2 separate regions of the Homo sapiens genome follow, and region 2 is linked to region 1. Evidence: chromatin loops called from intact Hi-C (ENCODE). Cell type or tissue: endothelial cell of umbilical vein. All regions are shown on one strand. Links, peaks and the distances in the headings refer to the core of each region. The heading gives the core; the rest is flanking DNA.

What was found. Hi-C counts contacts between places; a loop is a spot of excess contacts. Peaks named below come from ENCODE experiments on the same cell type or tissue, not always from the same donor. Only the 100,000 strongest peaks of a DNase experiment are listed, where the experiment ranks them.
Region 2: a loop joins it to region 1, with 9 times the contacts of the local background. A loop is called at or near these places in 2 of 110 quality-filtered maps.

What each region holds. Positions count from the first base shown.
Region 1 is chr1:162,980,702-162,989,244 of GRCh38, forward strand. No RefSeq gene overlaps it. Among named protein-coding and RNA genes, the nearest start is that of RGS4, 84 kb to the right of the region's middle. In endothelial cell of umbilical vein, for the core only: no CTCF peak of the experiment used is centred there; a DNase peak (open chromatin) is centred at 4,200; H3K27ac peaks cover 1,995 bases.
Region 2 is chr1:162,853,580-162,862,122 of GRCh38, forward strand. It overlaps CCDC190 (coiled-coil domain containing 190), which reads right to left and starts at 7,596. Exons shown (of 4, transcript NM_001394065.1): 1 at 7,429-7,596; 2 at 5,881-6,079; 3 at 2,053-2,176; 4 at 1-1,780. The coding sequence starts at 6,067. The coding sequence ends at 1,186. RefSeq lists an enhancer at 700-994. In endothelial cell of umbilical vein, for the core only: no CTCF peak of the experiment used is centred there; DNase peaks (open chromatin) are centred at 2,282, 2,902 and 4,502; H3K27ac peaks cover 4,246 bases.

The DNA.
Region 1 (8,543 bases), core at 2,009-7,008:
ACTTAGTGGGATTCTTTTGCCGTAGGTTAACTAGAGTCTGAGGGGCATACAGCTGTGGAAAAGATGATTTAGTTAATCTGTAGTAAAATAGAACAGAATAGAAATATGCTGTCAGTCTATAAACACCTTCTCCAACTCCCTTAGCAAAGGGATTCCCTTCTTCCATACCCACCCCTCATATTACCCTTTAGTGATAAGTGTTTTCTTTTTGATTCCCTGATAATTGAAAGCAGTTTACTTGTTTGGATAAAATGTAAATATGTGGGAGCAGAGAGACAGCTACAGTATGCCCTGTTCAGGGACTCTCACATTATATAAAGTTCCTGGGCCTGAACCAGAGAGACTCATAATTCAGCCTCCACAGAAACCCTGCTCTGTGGTCAAGCAGCTCAGAACAATAAGCAGATGAAGCCAATGGAAGTCAAGATTATTTGTTGAGGGAGTCTAGGCTTTTCAGAGGCTTAGGTTTTAGCACCAAGCAGAACGTAAAGAGAAGAAAACTACAGAACGTGAGAGATCTGTTTTGGCCCTACCTATTTGTTTTCTTTTTCATTTTGGCTGTTGTTGGGCCCCTTAAGAGGTACCATTTTGGTTCCTTTTGGGTCTTGCTCTTTGCTGATGATTAGCAATGATATAAGGTGAAAGTTGGTAAGACTTAGGTCTCCCAGAGGTTTGGCATAGAAAAACTGAGAACAAAAGGCTTTGAGACCCAAAGAGTAAAACTCCAATAATGAACTAATAAGCATTAGGATAGATTTTTGGAACAAAGGATTTACCCAGCACTTCTTTAAGTCACACCATGAAATTGTCTGTTTGATTACAAAATCACCTTTCTCATAACTAATATTTTAAGCCCAGAGAAAGAGAGGCATGGATTAAGCAATGAACTCAGAGTCAAGACACCTACGTCTTTTCCAGACTCTGCTTCTAACTAGCCGTGTGTCTTAGGTGCTGTGAAACCTTAATTTTCTACTTTGTTAAGTGAGTATATTTGACTACATGCTCTAAAATGATCACATTCTCAAATGTTTGTTGTCAGAAGCAACTAATGGAAATGGAGGGTGTCTGGCTCTATCTTAAATTGTAACTGTGACAATTTGAAACCATCTCTTTTTAACATGCCTCAGTTTTCTCATCTGGAAAGTATGTCTTTTTAAAAATTCCTTCTTTCTATCCCTGGACTCTTAGTGGTGGACCTGTGTAGGGGAAGGCCCATAAGTCATCCTGACTTGGCTGACAGTTCTGTTAACAAGCAATCATACAGGTCTGGCAGTCCTCGCCACTCCTAGGTGCTCTACGTAAAAGAGTAAAGAGTTCTTGCCTGCAGTTCTGGAAGAACTGCCATTTCCCTAACCACACAGGAACATTTAATAGGAATCTAAGTGTTCTATTTGATAAAGACCAATTCAATTCCAGATGATTTTGACTACATAAGACTCCTCCCTATTGCATTAACAACAGCGTGTTCTGCCCTAGAAATCCTTTAATATCTACCTGAGACCATCAATTTTCAAATACGAGCTTGGATCAGAGCTCTGGCAGGGCAAATAGGAGAGACATGGTTTTGCATAAACAGGAGCTTATATTTGGGAAGAATACATTAACCTTTCCCAATGCAAATGATAAATGCTTTCCACAATCTTGTGACAGCCTGAGCCCTTAAAGGGGCAAGGGACAGTCATTGCCCCTCAAAGTATGCTCTGTGCTCTGCAAGATGACCTTAAGGCTAAAAAGGAAGGTTTCCATAATGCCATGTCACTGGGCCAATTTCATTTCTCCTTTTCATTAATGAAGAGTTTATCAGTTCACCAGCCTCAATAAGTCTTTCAGGAATTTTTTTTGAATTCAAAGATGGGGATTGTGCAAGACCTGCTTCTGGAGGGATTGTAAGAGAGCACCTAAATATGCTTATTAAGAAATAAAGAGGATACATTTCTTCTACAAAACTGGTAATAAAATAATTTCATGTAAATATGTATTTTTAAAAAATTAGCCCTTGATATATTCTGTTATGTTATTATTAAGATCCAAATAACCTGATGAACATAATTCTCAAATTCTGATGCAGTTAACTATTCCCTGTCAGCGGTAAGTGGATGATGCATACACTCATTTCCCCATTCTAAAAGGTTCATGTTATTAACTTTTCCTTTATGGACCTTTCCTCTTGACTCAGGGCAATGAAAAGTGAAGGACTTTTGTGGCATCTGACTACCAGGGTGATCTCCTTCATTTCAGAGCAGAGGGTGGTATGTAAGGGTGCTGGTATGTGTTCATTTTGGATGAGGGAGAGTTTCTAATTACTCACTTTTGAGTGTAAAAAATACAGACCAGAAATGAGTGACAACCATATTCGGACCATCAATGAATTCATATTAATGGAAGCACTAGGCTCAGGGAAGTTTCTCTTATCATATGTGACTACAGATTAGACCAGTGGCTCTCAAAATGTGGTCCCCAGACCAGACCAGCAGCATCAGCATTACCTAGGAACTTATTAAAAATGTAAACTCTCTGTCCCCACCTAGTGAGTCAGAAACTCTGTTGGTGGGGCCAACAATCTGTAGCTTAACAGGCCCTCCAAGTAATCCTGATGCATGCTAAAGCTTGAATTCTTATTCTTTTTGCTCTTCTGGTTTTTCACATCTATCTCGCTGTGCTCACTCCTTCTCATCGCAGTGGCTCATGCTACACAGCCAGGGTCAGTGGAAATCAGAAGTATTGGACTTCAGCCCTAGTTCCTTCTCTAACTAGCTCTAAATCTTTGAGAGAGATTATGCAAACTTCAGTTTCCTTAGCACAAAAAATAATATCATGATAACATCTGTTCTGCTGACCTTATAGACTCATATTAGATAAGTATCAAATAAGACACATGAAAGCATTTTAAACTGAAAGGGGTGAGAAAATGTATGGTAAGAATGATGCTAGTCATGGTTATTGTGTCTATGTTCTTCTTACACAAAGACTCAGATAAACCCTTCATAGGAAATCAGTCTACATGTATTATGCAGCGTATATTAATATTATTTAAAAGACAGTGCTAAAAACTAGGGAGTCTTGAGATAAAGAAGAGATATGACTCTTGCCTTAGCAGAATTTCAAAACTAGTTGGTGGGAGGCATTATAAGCACATATCATGTATCTTCAAAAGACCTACAACAACACATAATTATTGGGCAGATGGCATGTAGAATCAGGTGTGATTCATTCATTCCAACGTTGCAGCCTTCTTTGGGTCATAGACCCACCCTTTGAGAATCTCATTTTTAGAATTGTTTAGCACAATAATTCTAGGGATCCTTTACCTAGAAAAGTGCACCACCTATGCATTACGACTCAAAATATGTGTAAAAATACAATTTTTAGATATTGATAGACTCTCTTGAAATGTACTTACAGACTTCTAGATTAAGAACTCCCCTGGTTTTGGAGCAGATAAGAGACAATGATTAGCAAAAAGAAGGAAATTTGGTTTTCCCTGCAAGCTCTTTGAGAATCCTGTGGTTGGTAGTCTCTGGGCTTCTCTTGTGACTCACTTTAACCAACAATAATGGTGGAGTTAATATGGTGCCTGTTCAGGACTGAAGCCATAATAAGGTGCAGAAACTGTGCTTTTGTGGTTTTGGGAGCCCTAAGCTGCCATATAAGAAGTCTACCTTACTAGAGAGAACATCTAGAGAGGCCAAGTTAAGAGAGAAAGAGAGAGACTCAGTCCTACCAACAACCCAGATGAACCCAGCCCTGCCAAGGCATGTGAATGAGCCATCTTAAGTGTTCCCACCAGTGACGTCCCCAGATAACTATAGCCCCGGCAGACTCCATGTGGAGAAGAAATGTCCAGCTGGACACCCAGTCAATTCATAAAATCATGAGAGATAATAAAAACTATTCTTGTGTTAAGCCACTAAGTTTTGGGTGTGATTTGTTATGCAGCAGTAGATGTCAGAAACAAATGGCTAGAACAAAAATAAGAAATTGGGAATTAAATGAATTATGTTCCAAAAATAATGTGAAGATTAATGGGCCTAGAAGAGTCAACACAGAAATTTATGTGAGAAGTAGGATAGTAGAAATGAGGCATGCCAAGTTCATCCTAGGCTTTAAGAGTTACAGGAAATTACTGTGTTCTCAGGCATCTCTTGTATCTGGAAGCAGGATGTACGTCACTTTCTAATAGGCTTATCTTTTGGGTGAGGTGGAGTAAAGGGTATTAAGGGAGATGCAAAAACAATCACAGTCTACACTGATTCATATGTGAAACATGGAACACGGACCCAGGCTTGCTCTAGCCTAGGGAGAGCTTTGCTTTATGAGCACTGGGGAGGAAGGAAGCATCTGATACTTCTTTGGGTTCCCTATTGGTTCTCACTTGTTTATTCCTATAATTATCAGAAAAAGACCTTGCTTCTAGCTTTTAGAAAATGGGAGAAACATTCCTCTTTGGAGTAATTCACAAAGACATATTGATTGCCCCTGTTGGAGGCCTTGAAAGAGGATACAGGAAAGGTAAAGACTAGAGATCTATTCTTTCATTTGGAATGCAACTATCATCAGCTACTTTTGCAGGACAATGGAGCACTCCCAAAACTGGCACTCAAATTGGCCAATCTGAGCACATTACCAGGGCCAGCAATACGTGCAAATTTGAAATTGGAAAAGGGACAGTGCTTGGGATGGCATAAAACTAGGGACAAAGTCAGAAAGTCTTGGATGCCACTTCTAACATCGTGCCCCAACCACAGCTACTGAGAGCCTACGTGGAGTAATGGCAGAAGTCTTACTCTCAGAGACACTGGAGTTTTGTTCTGGTGCTATTATTAATCTTCAACAAGACATTAGCAAGTCACTTCTCTTCTCCAGGCTTCAGTCATCTTATTTGTAAAAGCATTAGACCACACTAATGCTTCTCAAACTTCAATGTGCAAACAAATCACCTAGGGATCTTGTTAAAGTGTAGATTCTGATATATTAGGTCTAGGGCAGGGTCTGAAATTCTGCATCACTGGCAAGCTTCTAGATTATGCCAGTGCTGCTGATGAGTGGATCATACTTTGAGTAGCAAGGGACCAACCAGCAGATTCCCTTAGGCCATCTTTCAGGTTCGTGATTCTGATTCCATTCTTTGACTCTCGAAATCATGAACACTCCATTTCCCTACTACCTCCTCTAAAACACAAATAATTCACCAAGTAAAGATGCTTATGAAGTTTCCAATGTTTGTCAGATGTTTGTCAAGCTTAAGAAACCAAGCTCTATACACTGACCACATGCAAATGTGTAGCTCTTACCCTGACCTACGTGGGCCCTGAGATGTGTGTCTTGTGAGAGAGGTAACATTTGGATTCTTTCCCAGGCAGCCAAACCATACCATGCAAAAAGAATTTGAATCTGGAAAAACAATGAAAAACTTTTCCTTTAGCAAATCAGCTCAGTAGAGCAGCACCCAACACTGCAAGTTATCCTCCTAGCAATTAGCATGCAAATGACTTTTGACACCCATTTGCTAATGTCAGCTTAATGCAGACATATGGGAGGATATTGAAGTAGAAAGCTACTGCCCTTTTAGATGACAGCAATTATTATTACATTTCCAGGAACTCCTTTCTGTGTTCCCATAGCAACTCAGATCAATTTAGCTTTACTGATACACTGAACAGGTTTAGTTTTGGAGAGGGAGTAGTTAAGGCCATCCTCAAGTAGAAATAAGTAGTTGGCCGCACAATCTGTCATTTCACCCCCACTTTCACCCTACTCACCTTGTATGAAATTCCCTCTTTATGGGAGTTGCAATGCTGCTTTTTAGTTCCGGCCAGACATATTTTAGTCTTATAAAAATATACATTTTTTATTCCAGAACCTTGCCGCCATTTCACCATCACTTTGGAAAGCTGCTAAGTTGTGTTAGTATAGACAGAATACAACTGTTTCTTCATTATCCTGTCACTTATTGAGCATGCAAATTTTCTATTTCATTTATTTGGAGCTTGAAGGATTTTCTTACCTGTGAGAGTTCCCGTTCCCAGTGTATATGCTCCTGTGAAGAGATTTATTGCATTACAGATAGCTCTAGACTGGAAGTCAGGATATTGTGGTCTCACTTGGGTTTCGTAACTGAGGAATGGTGATACCTTTCTGGAATCACTTCCTTCTTCTCGGCCTCCTGCAAAATGGAAACATAAGAATAGGTCTTGCTAGAGTATCTCCTTTCTGCTAGTAATATCTCTTAACTGTAAAACAGCAAATATTAGCATTTGGGATGGTGAGGTCAAGGTATGCATTCTCATGGATGAAGAAATGTAGAAAAAGATTCTGTACCATCTCCTCTGTCTTTCTCCATCTTTACCTCGCCCCTCTTTCTCTAACAAGAATTTCCTTCTACATTTCCAATTACACAGCAAAATTTCCATGTCTACTGACAGAAGCAGCTTAGCTTGGGAGGGAATGTATGGGGAAGAGGGGGTTACTGAAAGCCTATAGACCCCATACTGAACTGCCCTGTAGCATTTAGATGTTTGGAAAATCAGTTACTCAAATGTAGATTGGAGATGTTGAATGGTGTGAGTATGGGTATAGACCCCATCATGTGGGCTTCTTTGATCACTCATAGAACACCAGTTTTCCTGTCTGTTTTATTCCTGGCTCAGCCTAAACATAGGAGTAGCTATTTAACCTTTTTTTCCCCAAAATCTTAAATGGGTTTGTGCATCCTCTGGAAACCCAATTTTACTATTACCCTGTACTTGGCATCCATAATTTAAAACTGACATATAAGTTAGGCATCTCTTAATAAGGAATTCAGGCAGATTGAAAATCAAAATGATCTATTCCATTACAAATTTAGGCAGTATAATAACAGGATTCATCATTATCTCCTATATGCACATTTTTTTTCTGTTTTTATGTGTATCACTAGGCATAGCACAGTGAATAACCACCCCCCGACTTCCCTGCAGCACCCCTCATTAGTGTGAGGGAGTCCTGGGGGGTCTATGGCAACATATTTTATTTTCTCATTTGATCCTCACTTCAGCCTTTCAAAGCTGTGTTCTTTTCTTCAGCCCCAAGGGAATTCAGGGTACTCAAAAAACTAGGTCACAAATTGCATCCATCTCTTAGAAGAAAGGAGTGAAATGACATTGTTGTTCTCTCTGCTCCTCTTATCCAGAGATAACAGTGAATATGTGCTGCTTCAGAGGAATAATTATGAATGTGTGAAAATCTACTGTGATTCAATAACAGTGCACATTAGTCAAAAACCCTTTAGAGGAGCTGAAGCTTATAGTCTACCTAAAACCAAAAACCTCTAGACCTGGAGACTGAATGGATAATGAAATTTAATCACAGTCATCCTGTGAGTCAGAGGTGAATAAGCTTGCAGCCCTGGGAGTGATCCAGGTGCTTATGGCCTTGTCTCAGGCAAAGAGATCTCTTCAGTAGCTTTGCCGTGAGAAGGGCTTCTCCAGCTCCTCTCCCTCTCATGAATTTTTACCTATACCAGCACCATTCTCATCCCATGAAAATGAGATTCCAAGGAGCTCCTCCTCATATTGCAAATTAAGCACCTGGTAACCCTTGATATTTTGGATATATCTCAGTTCCCTGGCCCATATGTGGAGTCCTGGTTTAAGAAAAGTTTGCTATTTTGGAGAACTTCTTTGACTAATGAGGGTGAAGAAGGAAAAGGAGGGCAAAAATGTCTTACCTGCCTGGCCTATCTCCCTGGCCCTTTCTGGCCTTGAACAACAGATCTGCTACAGAGGCTTCTGAGCACAGAGCCCACTCATCGTCCCCCGCCACAGCTCTCAGTTACAGCCATACAGCCATCTTCATGATTAGCTCTGGACAACTATGTTCCTGTTTCTGAATGCCTTAAAGGGACCCTAGGAGAAGTTCAAGCAAGGTGGGGCACCCATGCATGGTGGCAAGATGTGTGGGTACTCTGAACTATGCTATCTGAAAAGCCAGGTTGCTGTTTGCTAGTAGGCAGCACAGGGTAGTGGACTCAGCAGAGCACACAGCTATGACAGTAGGCTTTGGAGAGTCAGGTAGAGAAGTGCATCATGACAAAATAGCCACCAGTTATACCTGTGTGTGTATGTCACTTATCCAAGATCACTAATTAGTGGCTGTGTTTATTCTAGTTAGAAAACCTCCTGAACTCACTACCCTATGAGATTTCCATTAGAACTTTAATTGCAATTGGCTTAGAGCATTCTAAAGCTGTTTTCAAAGCAAGACTTTGAAATCCCTTTGTCAGACCCTGTTCCTCCACCCCTAGACTGGATTCCCCAGGTGACACTAATGGGGAGTGAGGTAAAGGAAGGTGTCATTACAAGTTTCCCACCTCCAGGGGATGCTCTATCTTGGGAAAAGACCTGCAGAACCCTCTGAGGCACCTGGTGGATTTTAGATCAGGGACACTGCTGCCCCTCACATGCGTCCTATGAAAGGAGATAAAACGATTGATCTCAGTATCCTTTCCCATCCCCGGGGCATTGGGTCAAGGTTGTTTAAGGATCATGTGGTTTCCAAGTAGTTTA
Region 2 (8,543 bases), core at 1,388-6,387, 130 kb before region 1:
GCCCTTTGTAATATTAGTAGGTTGGGGTCCTTTATCATTTCTGAGCTAAATAATCTTGTTTCATCAAAATATCCCAGGCTGGGTTACATCAACTATTGATGCCAGAGATGAAATAGGCCCTCAAGTTTATTCTTCTGGAATTAAAGTTTGTTATTGGGCTGAAGATTTGAATTTACCCACCACAGAGGCATGATTTCTTTGAGACCCACGGGGCAAGATGGTTTTCCTGATAGAGTCAGTATAGATAAAAAGTGGTGATGATTTTATTCTACACTTCATTAGGTAGACAGTAAGTTTAAAACGCATTAACAAAAAGCTATTATTTTCTAATGACTTATGATACTACTTATTTTTAGAGTGATATTTGGGTCTGTTGGATGGGAAACAAAATCTAATCGATTCTTTTACAGTGTAGCCCAAGACATAGAGGCCTACTTGAAACAATAGCTTGTTAACAATGTTAGTACCTCTCATTTTACAGTGAAATCATTTTGATAGAGTCTGCTATGCATTTGACAGCATGTTGGGAGATGATTAAAAGTTTTTTAAATCCTTTGATTCTAGAAGATATGAGAGGGAAAAGATTGTCCATTATTCTTTCAATAGGATTCAAAAAATTTGATATGAGCAGGTTGAAAGTGGGAGGGTGAAAACTAAAATGGAGCTATCTGTAAATAAAGGAAGGAAGGAAAGGGCTTCCAAAGAGAGCACGTGGGTGTGGTTAAAGAGCAGATTTTCTTTATAGACCATGTTACAGTACCTATTTACAATCACATTCCTATTCCTACCACTACTATATATCAAACTAAAACAGAGAGAATAGCTATGCCGTTTTGCCAGCAGGTGGCACCATGAGAATCTCCTAGAGGAAACAGGAAGTCCCTGAAAGCAAGACTGTTACTGTTTTCCCAAGTCCAGTCATCAATATATATTCATATTTTTGATGACATCATAAACATATCACTTAAAATATTTTCAGAAGATTCATTCTTCCTCTCCTTTTTCATATATTAGCATTGTTCATTCAAGAAATATTATATTCCCGGAAAATAATAGGGAGTTTAAAATAAAATTGTAATTCAATTATGTTTGTTTGTTTTTCTCTGTATTGCTTAATATAGTCATTTGAGGAACACATTTCCTTAGCAATAATGGCATATGTTATTGTCAGGCTATGTTAAACGGTTAGAGAGGAAGAAACTTAGAAGGCACCCTGTTTTCACACTCCTTTCCTGCCCTGGATGATGAGGATTCCCCATGCCCAAATATCTCTCCAATGCTAAGCAACCTCTCAGACTCAGGGGGGACCCTGTGCCGGAGATAATGGGCATTTCTGGCCTTTGAAAGCAACTCTAAGAAGGTTGGCTTTGTGAACTCGCCTTCGAAGCTTCCTGCACATTCCATGTGTTTTGGGGGAATTTGTTTTCCAGTGTTCCCATCTGGCTTTAGAGCAACATCTTTTGATCTGGTCTCATCAGCACATGCCATTCCACTATCACTAGCTGGGCTGGAACTAGGACCTTGTTCTATGGTGTTGGTGGAAACCTCTTGATTTTGGCATGGAACAGAGATGCCCTTGCTGGGGTCTACGTCCTTAGATGGATTCACAGAATCTTTCTCTTGGGCTTGTGGTTGCTCTTTTATGAAGCAGGCAGTTCTGTTATTTTGAGAGAGTGGCTGCTTTTTGCTCTTCATGGGGTCTTTGAGGCCAGCATCATGTGAAGGAGGCACCTGGGACTTGCTTTTGCATGTGTCTTGGGCCATACGGGTTGCCAATGCTCTGAGAAAGGACATAAAAGAAAGATCTCTGAAAACCAATAAAAAGGCTCTTCTTTAGACCTTTCAACTTATTAGGATGTGGCCCCCTTCAGTATCGGCCAAGGTAATATAGGTGGGAATGGGGTGGAGGGTGAAACTGAGTAGTAACAATGCAGGGAAAATGTCTCACTTAAGAAGTGGAACGGAGCATTTCTTCAGGAAAACAGTTTAAAGAGGTCATTTGGGAAGAGAGACTTAATGTCATACCCATGGGTTTAGTAATCCATTTCTTACCTCATTTTCTTAGCCTGTGGGGCTCTGTGCTTCTGCCTTCCCTGTGGTGAGAACACGAGAACATCTTCTGGTCTCTTCTGAAATCCATTCCCCAAATAAGAGGAGAACTTTTTCTTCATGGTTTCTGCTTTGAGTTAATTAAGAAGTGTTATGAGTTGGATTGTGTCCTTAAATTTTTTATGCTCAAGTCCTAACCCCCAGTACCTTAGGGTGGGACCTTATTTGGAGATAAGGTCTTTACAGAGAAAATCAAATTAAAATGAGGTCATTAGGGTGGGTACTAATCCTATATTACCGGTGTCCTTATAAGGAAAGGAACTTAGAACACACAGACACACACAGGGAGAGCACTAAGAGACACAGGGAGAAGACAGCCATCTGTAAGCCAAGGAGAGAGGCCTGAAACAGAGCCTGCCCTCACAATTTTCAGAAGGAACCAGCATGTTTGACATATTGATTTTGAACTTCTAGACTCTAGAATTGTAAGGCAATAAATTTTTGTTGTTTAAGGCACCCGGTTTATAGTTCTTTGTTATGGCAGCCCTAGAAAACTAATATAAGAAGAAGAAAAATAATTCTGCAAACTGGGCTTTCAGAGAACCAATGTGTATAAACCTTGGTGTATATTACACATTAGGTTGATCTGGTGTGATAGATGGAAATGGAAAATTTAAAGCAGTTTTCCAGTGTTTGCGTAGTATATGTTAAAGAGGATTTAGAAACACTAAGATCAGAGGTTTAAACCAGCTAAGCCCCTGGAGGTTTCCTTTGAACATTTTACTTGGCAAGCACAATGTTTTCAAAAACAAAATGACTGGGTGTGAGTGGATTGTCTCCTTCACCACAATTATGTGACCTCCTACCCACCTGTGAGTTTGCAACTGCCAGCCGTGACTAAGTGGACTTTTCACTTGTTGAGTTGATGTTTTAGCATCTTGCAGTCATAGCTGCTATGGAGAACTCAGTCAGTTTTTAAGACATCTCATGAATTGGTCATTTAGAGTTGAAAGTCTTGGACTAGTTTTGCTCTAATGGGAGAGAACTCTTTAAATCTACAGTTCGGTTAGTAGGCACTAAGCAGAGGGAATATGACCAGATAGGGAACCCAGAATTCACATTGACTCCCAATATTCTTTCATATGATCACTTCTTTGTGAAGTGATCAGAGCAAGGAAGAGTTCTTTGTGAGCCTTTCTTCCTTTGTTGTCTCCTTGGGGTCTTTTGTGGGGGTTTCTTCCATGTAAGAACTTCACCTATTCCATATAAATTGAGGGATTTTGAGCTACTTCTCCCAGCAAGATCTGTTTTCTGAAATTTAGACCTATGGGCCCAATAGGTTCAAAAATGAACATATCTTTTCTCTGAAACTTGATGTTTCTCCAATGTTCTCTCTGTGAAGGTATGGTACTTCTGCCCACCCAGTTACCAGATTTGACAAGCTCGTTTGAGCGCCTACTTTGTGCCAGGTAATATACTTTTGATTCTGGTTTTCTTTACCCTTGGATATATATTTAGTCTTAAAGCTCCGACAATTCTACTTTCTAAATATCTTGAGATGCTCATCTTCTCATTTTCTTCACCTGACCAATGCCCTAGTTTAGGCCTTGAAACCATGGCCTGAACTTTGTAATTCTATCAGGTCTACTCTGACTATAGTCTGAGGTCTATTTTACCTTAAACTTTGCATCCAGAATTATCTTTTTAACATTTGAGCATGTAATTTTCACCAGTCTCAAACCCTACAGGGTGAACTCTCAACTCTTTTGCAAGACCTGTGAAGCCATTCATGATTGGATTGGATTGGAGACATTGGCTATTTTGTGTTGTCTCTGAAAACTGCACCTACACCTCCTCTTCCCCACTTCCATGTCACATGCCTGCAGTACTGAGCTATTTGAGGCAAGCAGTGATCATGTATGCGCCTTTATACATACTATTCCTTCTGCTGGGAGTGGCCCCATTCCATACGTCCTCCTGACAAACTTCCCGCCCTTTCCCCCATTTTCCTCCTCCTCTAAGATTCTGCTCACATACTGTGTCTTTTGGGAAATCTTAGCTAAATTCCTTTGATAGACACAGGAACCTTTTTATGTTCCTGCCCTACTTTGTGAAGAACTCAATTAGCAGTTTTGATCATCATTTTTTATAAGCGGAACTACTGTCCAATTTAAATATGGGCACCTTGAGGGCAGAGACCATGCTTTTTCATATTTGCATTCCAGACTCTACCTGAGTAGCTGTTTTGCAAAGTCTGGTCTGAAATACAGCTGTCCCAGAATAATCTACCTTAGTATCATCTCAGTTAAAAATGTGGATTTTTAAGCCTAATTTCTAACCTGCTGACTCAAAGGACTGGCAACATGCATCTTAAATAATTCACTCACTGGCATATCATTGAATCTCAATAACAATTCCATTTAAATGAATCATGGAAAACTATTGCCTAGCACAGTGCCTAAGAAATATTGAGACTTAATACATATTGCTTCCTTCCTGTATCCCTGATTTTACTGTCAAGAAGTCTGAGGCTTAGAGAGAATATGACTTCCCAAAGGACATGGAGGCAGAAGCACCTGAATCAAAGTTTTCTGCCTCCTGATTCATACTCTTTCCAACCCAACTCTTTACTCAGCCAGGAAAGCCACTTACTAGGGCCTGGCCTTTTGTACACCCTCCTAAAAGTAGGCATCTGATCTTCAGTGTCCTTTTTGAATAAGAGTGGGAATCAACTAAATGGCTTCTAAGACCCTTTTCCAGTATGTGAGCTCTCATTCTAGGTTGGTTTAACCATTTATTGCAGACAGGGAAATTGAAAGCAGAGGACTTCAGTTAGTTACTCAGAGTATCTTTCAAACCCAAAGCTGGAGGTTAGAAAGAATTCCCAGCCTAGACATTTGGCTGTTACTCTTGGCCTTTATGTCATGTATAAGCTGTGTTGACCTGAAATATTTTATGTTCGTTTACAGCACCTGGCCTTCCTCTTGAACATGTTCTGTCCATTTCAGACTCCTGAGTTCTGGCACTCTCCTTCAGTAAGAAAGGATGTAGTCTTCAAGAGCTGAGATATTTCTTTCCTGTGCTGAATTTTTAAGTAATATTAAAATCTAATTATTTTAATGATGAACAAAGGAGAACTAGTTTCTACAGACTGTACAACTGTGACTATTTTCAACAAAGACAGTAGAAGGGTTTCAATTGTGTAACAATTTTTAATTGATAAGAGTGGGCACTTATATAGCACTTACTTTATGTTTTGGTACTATTCCAAGTGCTCACTGAATCCTCAAATAACTTCATAACATAGGAAATACTTTTATTTTACATTGGAGGAAGCTGAGGTACTAATTCCAGAGAAATTTTTTCTTTCTTTTCTTTTTCTTTTTTAACTTTCATAAAGTGGGCTAGGACAGTGACTTGCACATGAGTAACTGCTCAATAAATTGTTGTTAGATCCAAAAGAGAAAGATCAGATATTTAAAAAGGGGTGAAACCAAATCAGCCCAGATAATGAAAGAAAAGCAAAATGAAAAATAAAATTTAAAAGTAGAAAACGAAGGATTTAAGCAAGAAAGAGCTAACTTGAAAGATGGCAGTGACTGGAAGCCTGAGAAATGTTAGCTCAAGAAGGCTTATGAGTAGGCTGCTGCAGGGAGCTATGTAATTGACAGGGGAGGGACAAGGAAGGTTAGGCAGCCTAAAGTCCTGGCTGTGATCAAAAGCTCTTGCTGTCTTGGCACTCAGAGCTCTGAAAGGGCCTCAGCGGAGTGATGGGCCTGCTGCCCTGCTGTGCCTCTGGGGCATCCTCCTCACCAGTCCTGAAAGTCTTACCTTGCTGCAACCTCTGCAGTTCTTTTTGGAGCTGCCTCTGCTCCCAGGTCAGCAATTTCACATGGTAGAGGCAAATAACCTTTAGTCTCTGCAGTCTTTGGTCCAGTCTGGCTTCAGCCTGCTTGGCATTCTTCCTCTCCAAATCAAAATGCTTATACAATTGTCCCCTGACCATGTGCCTCTCCATCTTCTTTATGGTCTAGAGACAATAAGGTATCACAAATAACCTGATAAATGGAAGACTGGGATACTGACCCCGGCTTTTAATCAGAGATCAGTGGTAGAACCTGTGTATTTCTGAAACCACAGGTGCCTAGTCAGATGAAATCACACTATTGTTAAATGAGTTTCCAGAGTAACACAGAAGGATTGAGGGTAGTCATTCCTCTGAGCCTCAGCCTCCCTGTCAATAAAATAGTGATACAATACAATAGGCTCCCCCAACACAGATCCCAGTCAGATTTCCAAGAAGATCAAGTGAGAAGTGTAAGAACAACTCTTTGGAAAAAAAAAAAAAAGGCAGTCTACATATATAAGGCATTATTTACCCAATAAGAAAAGCCTCTTTTACTGTTTCTTAAAGGCTCCCAAAGAGACTGCTCAGAGGTCTGGAGAGGATTTAGGAACTTAGGACACGGCCATTCCTTCCCACACCCTGCCAGTTCATTAATTCACATATGCGTAGGTTCATTCAGCCTGTAATCCTACTGTATGCCAGGTGCTATGCTAAAAGCTAAGAGTAATGGTGAATGAGGCCCAGTTCCTACTCTCAAGGGGCTTTCTCGAAAAGTGGAAGATTGGGGTATCCTGATTATAAAGTAGAACAGCATCCACGATGAGTAGTCTGGGCAACACTGGGGAAGCTGCTTAGACTGGGCGAAAGCTCCTCTTCTCATCCTCACCCATCTTCTCAGACTTTAGATGCTCTCCTCCCTCCATGTACCCTGATGTCTAAGCCCACACCTACTTCTTTCTCCTCTAAATAGCGCTAAGTAGGGACACATTTTTCTCTCCTTTGAGTCTCTATAATACTTTTCTCAGAGCTAAGAGCACAACATGTGCTCAGGATATAAACAGATTGCTGTCAATAAAAGGTTTGGTGATTTTTTTTTTTTTGAGACAGAGTCTCACTCTGTTGCCCAGGCTGGAGTGCAGTGGCGCGATCTCAGCTCACTGCAACCTCTACCTCCTGGGTTCAACCGATTCTCCTGCCTCAACCTCCCTTGTAGCTTGGACTACAGGCCTGCACCACCACGCCTGGCTAACTTTTTATATTTTTAGTTGAGGTGGGGTTTCACCATATTGGCCAGGCTAGTCTCAAACTCCTGACCTTGTGATCTGCCCGCCTCAGCCTCCCAAAGTGCTGGGATTACAGGCATGAGCCACCACACTCGGCCGAGGTTTGGTGATTATAATACAGAAAAAAAGCTTAACATTAAAAAGGAAGATAAGGTCAGGACATGGGAAAGAAATACATTTTAAGGCACTTGTTTTAGAGTCTAAAGTATAACTAAACTTTTATTAAAGAACAGGGCCAGTAGAACTTACCTCCAAATCCAGAGTTTTCACCATGAGACTATGTCTTGTTTCTTTTGCTATGTCAGACTGAGTCTTGATTAATGAGCTTATTTTTCTTCAGTAAACTTAGGAGTTTGGTGTTTGGAGAAAGGATAGAGGGAGACCATTGGAGAGGGCTGCGAGGAGAATGTTAAATACACTTGAAAGCTCTCTTCGTCCCTCCCTACCTCCCCTGGTCAGGAATGCTAGCTCCTTGGGCCATGGCACCAATCCCTGCTGGAGAGGCCAGAGCTCTAAATAGCTCTGTGGGTAAAAGAAGCCTGCCAGCTTCTAGCCTGTCCCTAGAGGGGCCCACAGTGCTCCTTCTCGGCTGTGTCCATGGGAGCCAGGAATGAAAGCAAGGAGTGTGTAACTGTGTTCTCAATCTCTCTCTCTCCTACCCTTTCCTCGTTTCTCTCCATTTTTTTTTTTTCTCTCTTTGTCATACCTCCCTTCCCTAACCTTCATTCCTACTTCTTGAAAACCAGGTCAGCCTCAAAAGAAAGCACCGTTTTTTCTGTCATGACTGTTCACACTTCGTGCAGGAGAGAAGTTAATTTGTTTATTATGTGTTATTGCACACCGTACTGACCTTCCCCAGGCCTTTCCACATGCTCAGAGCACTTCGGTGCTTATCAAGATTTTCAAAGTGGTGAAAACAGCACTAAGCAAAGTAAAATTAAAATCAACTTTTGTGCCCATATTTTGAACAGCTACCGTAGAAGGTTGAGCAGAGCTATTGTTTATATAACAAGATACTGAGTGGGATTTTTACTGTTGCCTTGGAGCTTCGTCTGAAAATAAGACGCACTGATATGCCACAGTCTAAATAGAGCTGCCAACACTGGGGCCTGATAATCCCCCCAGAGTTTACTGAGAGGCAGGCAGCTAAACAGGCCCTACTAACCACAATCACTGCCCAGCAAATAAATAATTATAAAGAGATTACGAGGGGTGGCAGGGAGGAAGAGGAGCATGCTATTTTCTCAGTGGGAGGTAGTTCCTTTCCCATCCTTTCTCATGAGGTAATTCCCTCACCTCCAGAATTTAAATGAATGAGGTGGGATTCCAAGAAAATTATCTGGGAGAATGAGATGCCACACAAG